Linked DNA regions of Homo sapiens: region 2 is linked to region 1. Evidence: read pairs that join two places in POLR2A ChIA-PET (ENCODE). Cell type or tissue: Panc1. All regions are shown on one strand. Each heading gives the region's core, and the rest is flanking DNA. Links, peaks and the distances in the headings are about the cores only.

Region 1 (7,631 bases), core at 1,864-5,863:
TTAGATGATACTCCATACTACACTAATATTAACTTTACAACTTATGCCTGATTGGCCCATGACATTCAATGGTGACCAAAAAAAAAAAAAGGCATTTCAACAAGCCAAAATACAGTTATTTGAAAAACAAGATAGAAGACAGCCCCAGAATAAAAAGTAGCCTGCAAGTGGTGAGTTACTGTGATACCATTTTGGACTTTCAGAAGACTAGAGCTTACTCATGAGTAAGTTTTTAACTTAAATTTACATAAAAATTTTGAATTTGCTACAGTTGAGAATCATGTGAAGTAAAGAAGCCAGACTGGCTGAAGAGAAAGTAAAAATATATAGCTTCTTCCTTGTTGGATAGTCTGTAAAATATAGTTTAAAAAGCAGACTGGAGATATGGACTCAACTGACCACGTTTGAATTCTAGTTCTTCCACTTAGTAGCAGTGAAAACCTGGGCAAGTTAATTAATCTAAGTCTTAGTTTCCCAACCCTAAAATGGGAATATACTAACTCTGTATGCAGATCATAGGTCCCTGGCACACAATATGTGTAATTTGAAAAATAGTAGTTTTATAGTTAAATGAATGGCTTTCTAGCATCTGCAAGATAAAATCTAACTTCTTTTCATGGAAGAAGTCTCTTCATCATCTGGTTCATCACCTTCAAAGACAATTTTATCTATGACTCAACTTCCAACTTTATGCTCCATCATCTTTTCCTGCACCTCTCCTACCTCTGAGCCTTTGCATAGGGATTTCCTGCTGGGAATGCCCTCCTTAAACCTGACCAATTGGCAAACTCCTTCTCACTCTTTAGAGCTACCCTCATTCACTGATTTTCCAAATATTTATTGAGAGTCTTTCTTGGCACTATGATTGATACTGGATACTATTTCTCTTCTGTGTCATTATTCCAAGATCTCCTCACAAGACTTAAGTGTATTTTTCATTACAGATCTATGGTTTATAGCTATTTCCATTCTAGAAACTGTCATATTGTATTATAATTATTTCTAGGTCTGTCCTGGCAATAGATCACAAGTTCCTTGAGAGCAGGGACAGTGTCTTTTCACTCTCTTTGCCTGGCAGAGTCCGATTCAACAAATACTTGTTGAATAAACGCTATTGTTGTTGCTATTAATTCAACTGAGTAACTATTAAGTAGAACTACCATGTGCTCAGTGAATTTTGGAGATTCAAAGATAAGTAAAATATAGTTTGTTTTTATCCTCACTAAGTTCTCATTTGGTGAGAGAGGCAGATGACCTGTCAATGAATAAAGTATATGGTAAAGTACAATAGGAAAAGAGAGAAAAGCAAATACATTCCACCAGGAGACAGAGATGCATTTTCCCCCCATCTGGTTCAATTAAAATTTTTTCCATCTAATTTCAACTAAATTCAAAGTTAGATGTTTCTATCTATATGCTGAATCACTATGAATGTGAGAAATGTTGCTATTAGTGACGTCATTTCCCAAAATGGTAAACAACTCTTGGTAGAGATCCAAACAAAACAAGGTACAATTGTCCTTCAATAACATAGTAGTTTTTTGTTTTTTGGGTTTGTTTTTTTTTTTTTTGAGACGGAATCTTGCTCTGTCACCCAGGCTGGAGTGCAGTGGTGCGATCTCGGCTCACTGCAACGTCCGCCTCTCAGGTTCAAACAATTCTCCTGCCTCAGCCTCCCGAGTAGCTGGGATTACAGGTGTGTGCTAGCACGCTCGGTTAATTTTTGAATTTTTAGCAGAGACAGGGTTTCACCATGTTGTCCAGGCTGGTCTGGAACTCCTGACCTCAAGTGATCTGCCCGCCTCAGCCTCCTAAAGTGCTGGGATTACAGGCGTGAGCCACCCTGCCTGGCCATAGTTTTTATTCCTAGAAAATTCAACATATATTAAAACTCTGCAAAAAGTTCCACATGTATATGTAAAATTGAGTTAGGCTCTTGGCTCTGATATCTATAAACAGATTTCTTACACCTTTGTGACTATCTAACAAGACATTTACAAGTCATACAAAGCTAGGACAATTCTTCATGGTGAACATCTAGCACTCTCAGCCCTGCCCAGTAAATGACAAGAGCACCTCCCAGTCACTAGGACACCTCCAGAGAGCAGCACTGCCTCAGTGGAGAATGACTATGGTAAATGACTAAGGGCTGTGAAAACATTATGCTAACCCAGTTAGGAGGTCAAGAAAGGACTTCCTTGAGGAAGTGACTCTTTATCAGAAATCTAACAGGAATTATCAAAAAGCAAAAGTGAGGCTAGGAGGACCTCATAGATGATGTTAAGAAGCTTGGACTATCTTAAGGATAATACAAAGCTTGTGAAAGGGGTTTAAATTGATAAAAAACATGATCAAAGTCTGGAAAAGAATTAATCCTCCTAGACATGGGGAAGGAGAGGTTCATCTTTTGTTCTATAGCTTTAATATTAGGTTAATTTTTAGAATGTGTCATATTTCAATAAAAATGATTTTTAAAACCCATCAGTTTGCAATGAGGGCAGGAGGAGCCATAGGAAGACCTAACTGTCCAATCTGCATATAAAATGGAATTCCAGTTTGTTAGGGGAAGGGCAGTCCTGTTTCACAGAGAGCCAAGATGCTACCAAAAACTCTGGTACTTAAATATTGAAGACTTAAACACATGCACTATTTTGTTAGTAATAGTGATAGCTAATATTTTTGAGTGCCAAGCAGTGTTCTAAGCACTTCACAACTCTATGATGCTGCTCTATTAATTACATTTTACAAATAAGTACATTGAGGCACAGAGAAGTTACTTGCCTAAGGTTGGTCAGCTAGTAAATGCCAAAGCCATGATTCAAACCCAACTAATCTGGCTCCAGTGTCCAGTCTGGAAGCCCCTGATATACTGCCTTTCCAAAAGAAACATCAATCTCCATAAACTGGGAAACTACTCATAAATACAACCATGTGCATACGAAAGAACATATATTTTGATACCTTTGTGGTGAGGTAAAAGAGAAAAGTAAAATCACACTTCACCATCATAAAAGTCATAATAGATCTAAAAAACCAGTAGTATGTATATAGTATGACAATATAATAAAAATGAGGTATTCTCATAGCATTGAGTAAATGAGTTAAAAACATTCTAAATATAATCTTCACAACACCCCTCTGTTGTAAGTAGGTAGCAAGTATTATTTTTATTTGACAAGCAGATAAATCAAAACAGCTTAAGAAATTTGCTGAATCATTTGCTGAATGTGAATCAGATATGTAGACTTCCACAGAAAATCTCTCTTATACTGTTTTTTTTTTTTACAGAAAAATGCTATGATGAGCAAGGAGAAAAAAAATCAGAGCTATCCAATGATCTAAAAAGAGCATGCTATTTAAAGAATACAATTATTTAATAAAACTTTCATGAGAAATTGAACCAAAGTTCAGGTATGAAGGGAAAGAAGGAAAAGTTTACAGGCACCTAATGATGAATCAAAACGTTGACAAACTTGTTAAATTATAGCTATCAGTGGAACTAGAAAGTCCTTTAAGAAAGTCTATAGGCTGGGCGCGGTGGCTCATTCCTGTAATCCCAGCACTTTGGGAAGCCGAGGCGGGCGGATCACAAGGTCATGAGTTCGAGACCTGGTGAAACCCCGTCTCTACTAAAAAAATACAAAAATTAGCCAGGCGTGGTGGCATGCCCCTGTAATCTCAGCTACTTAGGAGGCTGAGGCATGAGAATTGCTTGAACCTGGGAGGTGGAAAAAAAAGTCTATAATGAGCCGGGCGCGGTGGCTCACGCCTGTATTCCAGCACTTTGGGAGGCTGAGGCGGGTGGATCGCCTGAGGTCAGGAGTTCGAGACCAGCCTGGCCAACATGGTGAAACCCCATCTCTACTAAAAATACAAAACATTAGCTGGGTGTGGTAGCGGGCGCCTGTAATCCCTACTAGGGAGGCTGAGGCAGGAGAATCTCTTGAACCAAGGAGGTGGAGCTTGCAGTGAGCCAAGATTGTGCCATTGCACTCCAGCCTGGGCAACAAGAGGGAAATTCGGTCTCCAAAAAAAAAAAAAAAAAGAGAGAGAGTCTAAAACCAGAGGTTATGGATCAAGAAGGAAGAGAAAAAAATGCAAAACTAACTGTTGAGCTCATATTAGTTACGGAAATGAGCTCAACTAGATTAGAAGGACAGGGACCATAACTCATGTTACACAGTGCTAGGCACATGGGGTTTAAATCATCCTCGATTGAGACTGATGGGTAAATCATCTAGTTCACCACTTGAAAATAGGCTAAGACGTTAAAATTTTAACTTTCTGGCATTACAAAGTTATTGTCATCTAGGAGTTTAGAGATTAACAGAACACAGAAAATGGAAAATAGGTACTAAGGAAAGTTTGAATAAATGTATGCTTAGAGTGTCTTTTCTGGAAGAACTTTGAAGATGACTAGACATGCTTACTAAATGCTAGTTAAAGTTTACAAATCAACATTAAAAAAAAGAGTGTGGTATCAAATTGAGTGATAAGAAGGAAAGCTTGATCTCAAAATTTGACCCAATCTATAACCAGACACTTCCTATACTTTAGCCCATTTAATATTCACAACAGCACTATGAGGTAGATGTTAACTCCATTTTATATTAACCGAGGTTCAGAGAGGTTAAGTAGCTTGCCCAGCTAGTATGTGGCAGATTAGGCATTCAAAACCAAACCTGTGTGATTCCAAAGTCTGAACCATGCCTACTAATAACAGCAACCCTGTTATCATTAATGGGTCCTTCCATGTGCCAGTTATTATGTTAAATTCTTTAAATACATGATCTCATTTAATTCCATGAATATGTACTATAATTATCTCCATTTTACAGAAGAGGAACAGGCTTAAGAGAACTTAAGCAATGTGTCCAAGATCACACAGTAATGAACAAAGCGAGGACTCAAGCCCAGATGCACCCAACTCCAGAGCCCATGCACTGAACTACTACTCTGCCATATTATTCTCATTCTGCCACCCCACGAACATGTGACTAACCCTTAGAGAACTTAACAGTGGGCAGACTATGAGCGGTCTGCGTTATACAACTCTTTCCCTTTCTATTCCATGCATCACCAATAATTCAACGGCTCTCTTGATGAATGTCTACTTCAGGTCAATCACTTCAGATATGATAACTGCACCTTGCTTTTCAGAGCACAAATTTTTCATTTTTAATGAAAACAAAAGGCTGATAGGAGTAACACCTCCCAGATATTTAACTTTTAGTTATCTCATTGTCACCCTCAAAACATCAACTCCTTGTTGAGTTCTAAAACAGATTTAACGGTTGGTCTCACTCTCCATGTATGTTTAAGCAACTTAAATCAGTGGTTCTCAACCCTAACTACACATTATAATTACTGGGAACTTATAGCCAGTTGAGAACCATTATATTAAATTAATATATCTGCTCCTGGCAATTTCCATTATTTCTTACTCTAATAAGCAGCGGTGTTCTAGCTGTATTAGAAATAACAGAAAACAGAAAAAGACAACAGAATACAGACTGCACCGATTAATATGGGAAACATTACTAATCACTAAAAAAGTCTTTAATGAAAACCAAAACATAAGAACATACTATTTAAAGTTACATAATAATTTGTACTTCTTAGTAAGGACTAGTAAGTACAATGTTTATTTACTTTGTAATTTAACAGTGACAGAAAATGGGTAAGAAGTTCCACTTAAGTTGTAAGACAGAAATGAGAACTTGGGAAAAGTAAGTTTTGGGGGAAGTTTATCTCCAGTAAATAATAACAACACACACTAGAAAATTATGATCCTTAACTGGCAAAATATGATTTACATTTGTATATCAAATCAACTTATGAGTAACTAGATCTTTCTTCAAATGGCAATATTAAGTCATTCATAAAAGTAAACTCTTCTAATAAGCCTACACATTAAAAACCAATTAATCAAAATAATTAGGTCCGATTCTCTTAGTATCATAGGATTTATTAATGTGCTTTACTAGGGATTGTCCCACTGCTACATTCAACTGGAGAGTTAGTTTTTAAGTAGTTCAATGGACTACTGTCACTGCCTATTGTTAACCCTAGTCCAATAGTTTTCATTTCTGTGACACAGATTTAAGAAAAAAAGCTTTTTAAAAGCCTTACGTATTATAACATGATTATAAATTTCCTTTCAGAACATTGACTTATCACTGCCAAGTGGTTTTAAGTAAACACAGTGCTTAAAAAGTTTCAAAGTACTTTCATATTTTACCTCATTTAATTTTCAAAACTACCCTGTGAGTTAAGGAAACTGTCTCAGTGATATTAAGTCACTTGCCAAAAATTGCTCAGCTAGTAAATGTTAAGAATTGGGTTGGAATGAATGTCTATTTCTGGTCGAATGTTTCTACTACTCCAAACTATTCCTTTAATTCATAGTTCATTAAATATGTAAGTACCATCAATTAAAAGAGTAGCTTGTCTTCAAGTAACACTGCTCTACGCTGATTATACATTTGCTGATTTATATGATGACATGCATAAAAGATGGAGACAAGCTGTAGTACTCTAGGTAAAATAATGGCACTGAATGACAAAATATGAGCACCAGGAAAGTTACTAATTATAGCTATACTTACTGAATTTAAGGAGCTGGTAAAAAAAGGCTATGATGCAAATAGCCAAATATTTTCCTGTGAAACACATCTGAAATTGTTAAGTTAATAAAAGGTATGATTCAATATTTTAGAATCCACTTTACAAATTAATAAAGTGAGACATACCTAAACAGTTGATAAGCCAAGCTGATAATTAAAAAAAAATTAGCACACTGGGATAACCATTATAGCTCATTTTGATAACTGCAAGTATACTGTTTTATTGCCGTTCGATTGCTCCTGAAGTTCTGAAGTGAGAAGGATCCAGGAATGTCTTATTTATGTCCAAAGCTATCCTTTATTAAGTATAATGTATGGATTCAGTATTTCACATTTTCAAGTGTATGCAGAAAAAGGAACACAGCACTGTATTTATTGGTAAGGGCTGAATGAGAAAAGGATCAGAGCAGTTTAGATAGCAAAATAGAAAGGTTAAAAAAAAGTTAAGTGGTTAGTAGGCTGATTAGCATTAGGTTTTACCTAACCATACATTTCTTCATAGAAATCTCACACACAACAGGGGCATATATTAGTCAGATCTCAGTTATGAAAAGAGACATAGCAGAAAAAACTTTTGAAAGGGAATCAATTTTTACAAGTTTAGTTCCTGATGGAGTAGAGGAAGCATGGGTTCTGGAGTCATACACTCATTGGCTCAAATCCCAGTTCTGTTAATTATTGACGCTGTCTTTTTTAGGAAAATTGTCCAATCTTCTAAGCCACAGTTTAGTCATCTGTGAAATGGCGTTGATGAGAAGATTAACTGAGAACGTAAAGTACCACAATAGTCAGTACTTAATGTTTGTTCCCTGCACACTACACTCCCAACTAAAATTGTCATTGAGACCCAGGTTTACTGATGGCAGTTCGTACCATCAGATAACAATAGGATGAAGATTTCTTAGATTATTTTTGTACAATCAAAGAATATGTATCAAAATGGACTGTTTAACTTGTCATTTAAATGAAGTGATGCTATGGTTTGAATGTTTGTATCCCTCCAAA
Region 2 (7,631 bases), core at 1,147-5,146, 360 kb after region 1:
TGAATTGAAACTAAGTATAAGGACAGATATTATTCTGTCTACTTTCATAGTTTGAACTTTTCCTTAATAAAAAGTTTTTTTTTTAAGTAGATCTTCAGACTTTCTTAGATTTTAAACTTTCCCCTTAAATACTGTGTATCCCTCATGGTACAGATGAAAAAACCTGCTTGAGGGCCAGGAGCACATGATTCTTACTTAATACTCCAGTGGGATGAAGCCCCAGGCCCATCATTCCCATCACAGTTTAAATATCTCTGGCAGTTTTAGTAGTAACACAACTTTGTTCTCTCATCCTTCCCCTTGGTACAGTTTAGGATCAATATCTAGAAGTGAAAGGCTGTCTCCCCTGTGATTCAAGGAGAGCCCCCAAACTCTGCCAGAGCCACACAGGTGTCCAGGGAGCATGGCGATATATCACTGGTTTGTACAAAATACACTGAAAATCTAGAAAGGTGCAGATGCTTGGCTCACAGGCACAAAGAATGTTACTTCTTCTCATATTGTGGAAGCTACATGCCACAGAGACAGGTAGGGGCTATCTGAGGAAGGATCTCAGAGGGAATGTGACCTCAAAGGCCAGGAAGCCAGCATCTGGGACCCACCACAGTGGTGGGTATAGGTCTCTTGTTACCCTGGGTTGCCTGGGCATTATCTAAATGTCTGGCATAATGCTCTAAGTTCAGTGTGAGCTTTCTTGTCTCCACCTGTTCACTTTACCCTCTCAAACATCATGATAGAGGATGAAGAAGCTGGACCTCACCTCTGAGTTACTACCCAAGACATTGTGAGGGGCTGAATGGTAAATGGAGAGCACAGGACAATCTTGCAGGATTGACACCTTCAGGTACCTTTGCCTGACCAGCATGGATCTTCTAGCTTTGACACCACTGGATGCCTGACTTCTCACCATGAATTACAGCAGGCACTCATTTTTACTTCCAAAGGAAGACTACTGCTAATTTCTTTAAAACAGCATCTACAGAGAAAGAGAACAGGACTCAGTCTGGAAATGTTTTCCTTTTGCATTTTCATCAGCCAAAAAAGTATTGAGTTTAGGGTACTAACATACGGTGCAAATGTTAATTTTAAGGGAAATTTGGCACACTCAGCATGCCAAACTGTGCTACTTTCTACACATGTGATACTTGGCTTCAGTGGTGGCAATACAGTGCCAGATTTTCTTAAATGTCAGGCATTTTAAGAGAAGGTTTCTCAGAATTTAAAATCACACACACACACACACACACACACACACACACACACAAAATAGAAATGCAACTGTGATGTTTCTAAATAAAATAAATTTGACTGCCATAGGAAGACAAGGCAACAGCTCTCCGGAGCCTGTGGTGGACCACAGGTTGATGCTCAAACACCTGCACAGTGCTGTTTTAAGCTCTAAGCAATGTATTGTAATCCCATAATACATTAACATGATGATAATCTGCAACATAGAATATTCAATCTTTAGGGCTCATAGATGGTTTCCCTGGAAGGTGTCCCCTGTCTGTTGAAAGAACTCACTTATGCTACCTAAATCAGAGAAGCAGGTGAGAATTATCCAGAGGAGTCCCAGCAAATGTCAGCATTTGGTAGTCCTTATTGTCAGAATAGTCTGATACTGAAATACGTTGAGCCTGGGACCCTACACTTCTTCTTACTAAACTTCCCCTTGACTACTTTGGTTTATCAAGTTTATCCTAAGCACAGATCTGACTCTCTCAACTTCATTGGCTCATTACATGATGTTGGGGGATCTTTTCTAGGTTTTCACCCACATCATAGGTAAAACATTCATTTCAAGACTGTTTTGTCTCTACTTATGAGTCCGAGTCCAGATTTCTAGTTATTTTCATACTCCTGGAAGAGCAAGAAACCTAATGGTGTACTTCCCAATGGACTGATGAAACAGTGCAGAGGAGGAGGAAATTAAGAATGATACAAAGCTTTACACGGACCAGGATAGAGTCAAAGTCATCCAGTAAGAAGGAATATATGAACCGAGATTCCTGACACTTGGACTCTAGAACTTTAAAACTCTCATATCTTGCCCATGCCTCTATCGGATGAATGAAACCTGAACTAGAGGATATCAGAAACCCTTTCCCATGCACTAAACATTCTATAATTAATTCTCTTCACCTCAGGGGTTTGGGGGGAACTAAACATACTAATGGGTATGAAAATTTTGAAAGAATTGGGAGTTATCTCAGTGTAAGTTAGCACAACGTCATGAAATAATTATCTCAATAAACCTAGAATTGTTTCTTATTCTTATTATAATGTTGGGTCAAATGTAGGAGCTTACTTAATGTCAGGTGGAAAACAAAAGGAGTCACAGAAGACAAAAAGATACATTTATAGAAATGAGTAATATAAGTATAAATTAGGTTGATCTTTTGGGAAAACAATTTAGCAATATGTATTAAGACCTGAAAATTAATATACTTTCACTTTGTAATTCTATTTCTAGAGAATCTAATCTAAGGAAATGATAGAGATGTAACAAGGATTTATGAACAAAGTTGTCTACCGCAGTGCTATTTGTCTAGTGCATAGAGATATATAATAAGTAGTGCTGTAAAAGAAAATATATTCATGCATAGTAAAAGACTTGAAAGAAACGGACCAAAATATTAACACAGTAACTCTTGGTGGTAGTATTATTGATTATTTTAATTTTCTTTCTTAGATATTTCAGCCTTCTATTTACAATGGTAATAAATTATACTATTTAAAGGTCATTAAAAATAAATTATATAGAATTGTTCACCTTAATCTAATTCGGGTACCAACACATTTTGTCTTTTAATATATCTGATCAGTAGCCAGCTTATCTCTACTGCTTTCAGGACTTTCTTCTGTTCTTTGCTAACCATGAGGCTGCACGGGCTTTTTATTACGGCTGTTATTTGCCAATAGCCCTCTAACACCCAGAGAGCTGAGTCACCTGTCCGTTTTAGGGTGTCCACACATGGTGTTCCTTCCGTCCTTCAATATTTCCCGCACTCTTTCTCCACATGAAGTTCACAAGCTGTGAATTGGCCCAGGGCTCACTTCTTAGGCAATACGATATACAGGGGCTCTTAAAGCGTGGCTTGCTTAATCCTCCCTACAAAGCAGTCTTCACTCACGTGGAATTTTCCATGAATTTCTACAGAATAGCTATTTACTCTGAGAACCCAAAGGTTTTAGAAACTATAGGCAATTTTGCAAACTCTAGATTGAATTTGCTTGTATTTTGTTGTTATTAAAAAGACTCAAATGAATTATCTCTTTCCAGGTGAGACCTTCAGTAGAAAGATGTTTTATTTATTCACTCCATTATTTTTTTATGCATTCAAATTAGTTCTGTCTTAGGTTCGCCTCACCAGTTCTTCAATCAGTATAAATGAAGATGAAAACTTGAAAGGTTCATTTCCCAAATGCCCATTAATTGTTATCTAATGTACTCCTTTTATAAGGAAGTTAGAGAAGGTTAGTGATAAATCAGAATCAACCTGTTACTCCACCAAGACAGGGGGATTGTGGGGAAGCATGGAGTACAGGAAGGGAGGGATATTGATTGAAATCCACCAGAACCAAGTCATTCCAAACCACTAAAAGTCGAAAAGTTCCAAGGAACAGAAAATAAGTTACGGGAAAGCACTTAAAAGAACTCTTTCTTTTGCCAAACCTTCCAAGAAAATATTCTTTATGCAGAATCTTCTTCTAGATTCAGTCTGTGGCATCCAGTCTCTCAGAATAGGCCCCTCAGTGTCTTAATTGGCTTTCCCTCAGTACCTCATCAATTTGTCACACAATTCTTATTCAATTTAGATCCAGCTATTTCTGCATACTTTCACACTGATTTGGAAAATGTCCTTCACACTTTGGTTTTAGTCTCTATTCATGAAGTGTCATTTGCTTTAGGATGATTTAGTTTCATGAATGGATTTTTCTCATGTATGATTCTGCCTTAGATGAGCCTTGGACCGTGTATGCCACATTCCAGCCATTGCTGCAAAACAAGACTTTGTGAGCCTGCTTGCATCTCCTCCTTAAATATATCTGTTTTTTCACCCTTTGTTCAAGTTCTCAGGCTGAAGTCTTGGTTATATTAGTATGTGTTGTTTTTACAAATTTTAAACCTGAAATTCAGTCCAATCCCTGTCTCCAGTCTTATACCTTCCAGTCATCTAAGCTGTCTCAGGCAGGTGTGTGTTTATATAGAGATTACACATGCTTGTGCACACACACTCATGCAACTTAAATAAGCCAGATATGATCCTGTGTATTTTGTCTAAACATCTCTATTACTGGTGATTCTATGATAACTAGGAATCTGGTGTTACTTGAAACTAGCCCCAAAAAAGTTTTAAAAAATTCATCATTAGTATTGTTCTTCTACATTGCATTTTGGTGGCTGTTGACCAATTTTCTACTTTAAGTTGTCACTTTTGTGATTGATTTATAGAAGCTTTTAGATGTTCAATAACATTAATTATTTGTCATATGTTGAAAAAAATTTTTTTGGTTTGTCATTTCCTTTTAAATGTTACATGATTTTTGACATACAGGATTTTTTTATTTTTCTTTTTTTAATTTTTAATTTTTTAATTTTTTTAATAAATAGAGACAGTGTCTCCCTATGTTGCCCAGGCTGGTCTCAAACTCCTAGGCTCAAGCCATCCTCCTGCCTCAGACTCCCAAAGTGCTGGGATTACAGGTGTAAGCCACAACGCCAAGCCAGGATTTGTTTTCTTGTACAATCAGGCTATTCAACCTTCCTAGTTTCTGACTTTTAGCCAGAGGTTTAAAAAATCATAGGGGCAAGGCAGACTCACTAAAGCCATCTCTACCTATGAGTTGGAGCTTTGGACCTGGAATGAACCTGGTACAATGTTTCCTGTTACAAAGATATTGTTGAAACAAATGGGCAAGAGCTAGGTCTGGGATAAAGGGCTGGATTTACACTCATCCTCAGGAGGAAGAGCCCATTTGAAACTAGAACAGAAGTAGGAGGAAAATCTCTTGGAGGAAAACAGGGAGGGAGGCAGGGATGGTGATGAAACAAGTGTTTATAAGAGTCATTTATGTGAGTAGAAATTGAATGACTATTCTGTAACCTTTTCCAAGTTCCTGGGCTTTGGACTGATTTCAGGGGATTTTTAGAGGCCAATGTCTTCCCAGACTTGAGCCGTCTGAATGATTCAGTAGACAAAGTCCCCTTGGGGTGAGCAAACCCTTTCAATGGCCAGTTCCCTGGCAGGTGCCACCACTTTACATTTGCAGAATATTTCCACCCTTTGCAAAAATCTTTCACCTACTCTATCTTGCTTGATTATTACAGCAACATGTAAAATGAGTAGGATTACCAGGGTTTCCTTTTCTTTTCTAGGGGTAAAAATAAATAGACTCTCAAATTTAACTGACTTTCCAAACTCAGTGACTGAGTTAAGCAAGGTGAGCTGTGCAGTTCACTCTAAAGGAGCAGTGTGGACTAATGAAAGATGTACAGGCAAAGAAATTGGGCACATTTGGGGTGGAATGCCAGCTCAGCCACTTACTCACTCCCTCACCTCAGGCAAGCCAGTTCCTTTCTATGCTTTGATTTCTCATCCATAAAATGGAATAATGGCACTGTGTTGCAGGATTGATGCAGGGATTAAATGATACAATGCTCCATTTCCTTCCATTATTCTATCTTTGTGGTTGTGTGTGTTTTTGTGTGCCAGCTTGAAACCTGCATAGAAGGGGTGGTATATCAAGACACTGAAGAAATGGGTGACTGTGAAGGGCCCCCACACAAGGCCTGGCACAGAGCAGACATTGCATAAATCTAACTCCTCTTTCACTGCCCAGCTCACAAACTCCTGGGAGCCATGACGCCCTTGGAGGCTTTCCCCTGAAGGTTGCTTATGTAGTCTTACAATCCTACTCACTGAAATGTCTTTTCCCACCAAAACTTTGAGAGTGTTGCTGGAATTCAGAAATAGGATTCATTAAAAAAAAACAAACCCTCAAATATTTATCCAGAAGGCCATTATATAAGTGGGCTCAACAACTGTTTGCAATAGTTCTTATGTCATGACTAAGAGCAGAAATTGGCAAACTATAGACCTCAGGTCAAATCCAGCCCACCACTTTTTTTTTTTGTAAATAAAGTTTTATTAAAACACAGCCACTTCCGTTTGTTTATGTGGTGACTCTGGCTGCTTTCATTGCCACTGACAGGATTGAGTAGTTGCAACAGAGACTGTGTGCCTCAGAAAGCTGAAAATATTTACGGTCTGATCCCTTACTTCCAGGTTATGTGACCGTAGATAAGTCATTTATATTCGTTGTGCCTCAAATTCCTTACCTATAAAATAGGGATAATTGTACTGATTAAACCATAGACTCCATATAAAAGACTTGCATGTGGTGAGTCCTCAGTTAATAATAGCTATCATTATTGTTACCAGAATTGTTGATTTGCAGCAAAGCTCTTTGGGTAAAACACTAACCCAGGAACAGAAACCTATTTGGTCACCCTCAGTTTTAAAGGTCTCTCCTGCAGATATCAATAGCAGCTAGAATAGTCATCCTTCCTTGTCACAATCATGTTTTCTTAAGATCAGCCATTTCAATGCCATTAGCTCAACTTCCAGGACATTAAAAGCATATCCTCCCATTCCTCCACACTTAATGTAGACGCTTGGATCAGTGCCACTGGATATTTTCCAATATTCTGTGTACCCTCTCTGGGAAAGAAGGAATTGAATGAGGCATTTTGTTAAAATTAAATGTCAAGAGTACCAGCTGCTTATTTCTAAAAATATGAGCTAGATATTCCAAAAGGTGTGAACCATCAATCAAAGTACAAGGGAAGATTTTGCATTTAGTTGTTTGTTGTTAGAAATTTTTTTAATATTGTAAAGAAAACCAACCTTTTGACAAATGGCATTGAAAGCCATTAAGGGAGTTGAAAAACCAGCAGTTCCACTTTGTCTCCTCTATATGGTGGGAAATGCTTTCTCAATGTAAAGAAATTGTATCCTGAAGTCCAACCAGCATATGGAGGTGATTTCCAAGACAGAAGTGAAAAAAAAAAATCCCACAGCCCGACCTTTCAGAAGTATCATAGTCATGCAGAGAGAAAGCATCCTGCCCTCTTCCTCATTGTTAAGCTTTGTGGGTTAGAAGAGCCATCCCTATGGTGGTAGCCGTATCTCCAACCCAGCTTCTCACCAAGTGGCTGGGCAGGGTCTTGATGTGGGATGGAGAGAAGTCTTCCGCTCAGGGCTCACATGCATACAAATGGTGCACCTGTGAGCACTCCCCACTGCTGCCAGGGGAGAGCATAACCTGTTCAGGACTTTTCCTTTGTGATTACCTGGACCCCAGATGGCCATTGCCATGGCTGTGCCTCATCAACTCAATCTTGACATACAGAAAAATTTTCTCCACACCTCCAACACCCCACCATTAGTATCCTGGGTGGGTGGTGGAAAGGGAGGGATGACTGCAAGTCATAGGGCTTTTTCCAGCAGAATGTCTCTGCTGCCATGCTCACCCACTCACCATGTCCATTCACACTTCCCTTATTGTAGAGACTTCCATTTACATCGAACAGAGATTCACTGAGTACTCCCTACAGTACTTTTCAG

Evidence for each region. Peaks named below come from ENCODE experiments on the same cell type or tissue, not always from the same donor. Only the 100,000 strongest peaks of a DNase experiment are listed, where the experiment ranks them.
Region 2: POLR2A ChIA-PET joins it to region 1 with 11 read pairs; 3 of 35 experiments call an interaction of 5 or more read pairs at or near these places.

The regions. Positions count from the first base shown.
Region 1 is chr5:72,837,534-72,845,164 of GRCh38, reverse strand. The region is part of intron 1 of TNPO1 (transportin 1); the gene reads right to left. Among named protein-coding and RNA genes, the nearest start is that of TNPO1, 25 kb to the right of the region's middle. In Panc1, for the core only: CTCF peaks have their summits at 1,890 and 2,104; a DNase peak (open chromatin) is centred at 2,124; H3K27ac peaks cover 1,134 bases.
Region 2 is chr5:72,476,380-72,484,010 of GRCh38, reverse strand. All of the region lies in intron 1 of ZNF366 (zinc finger protein 366), which reads left to right. Among named protein-coding and RNA genes, the nearest start is that of ZNF366, 27 kb to the left of the region's middle. In Panc1, for the core only: no CTCF peak of the experiment used is centred there; no DNase peak of the experiment used is centred there; H3K27me3 peaks cover 218 bases.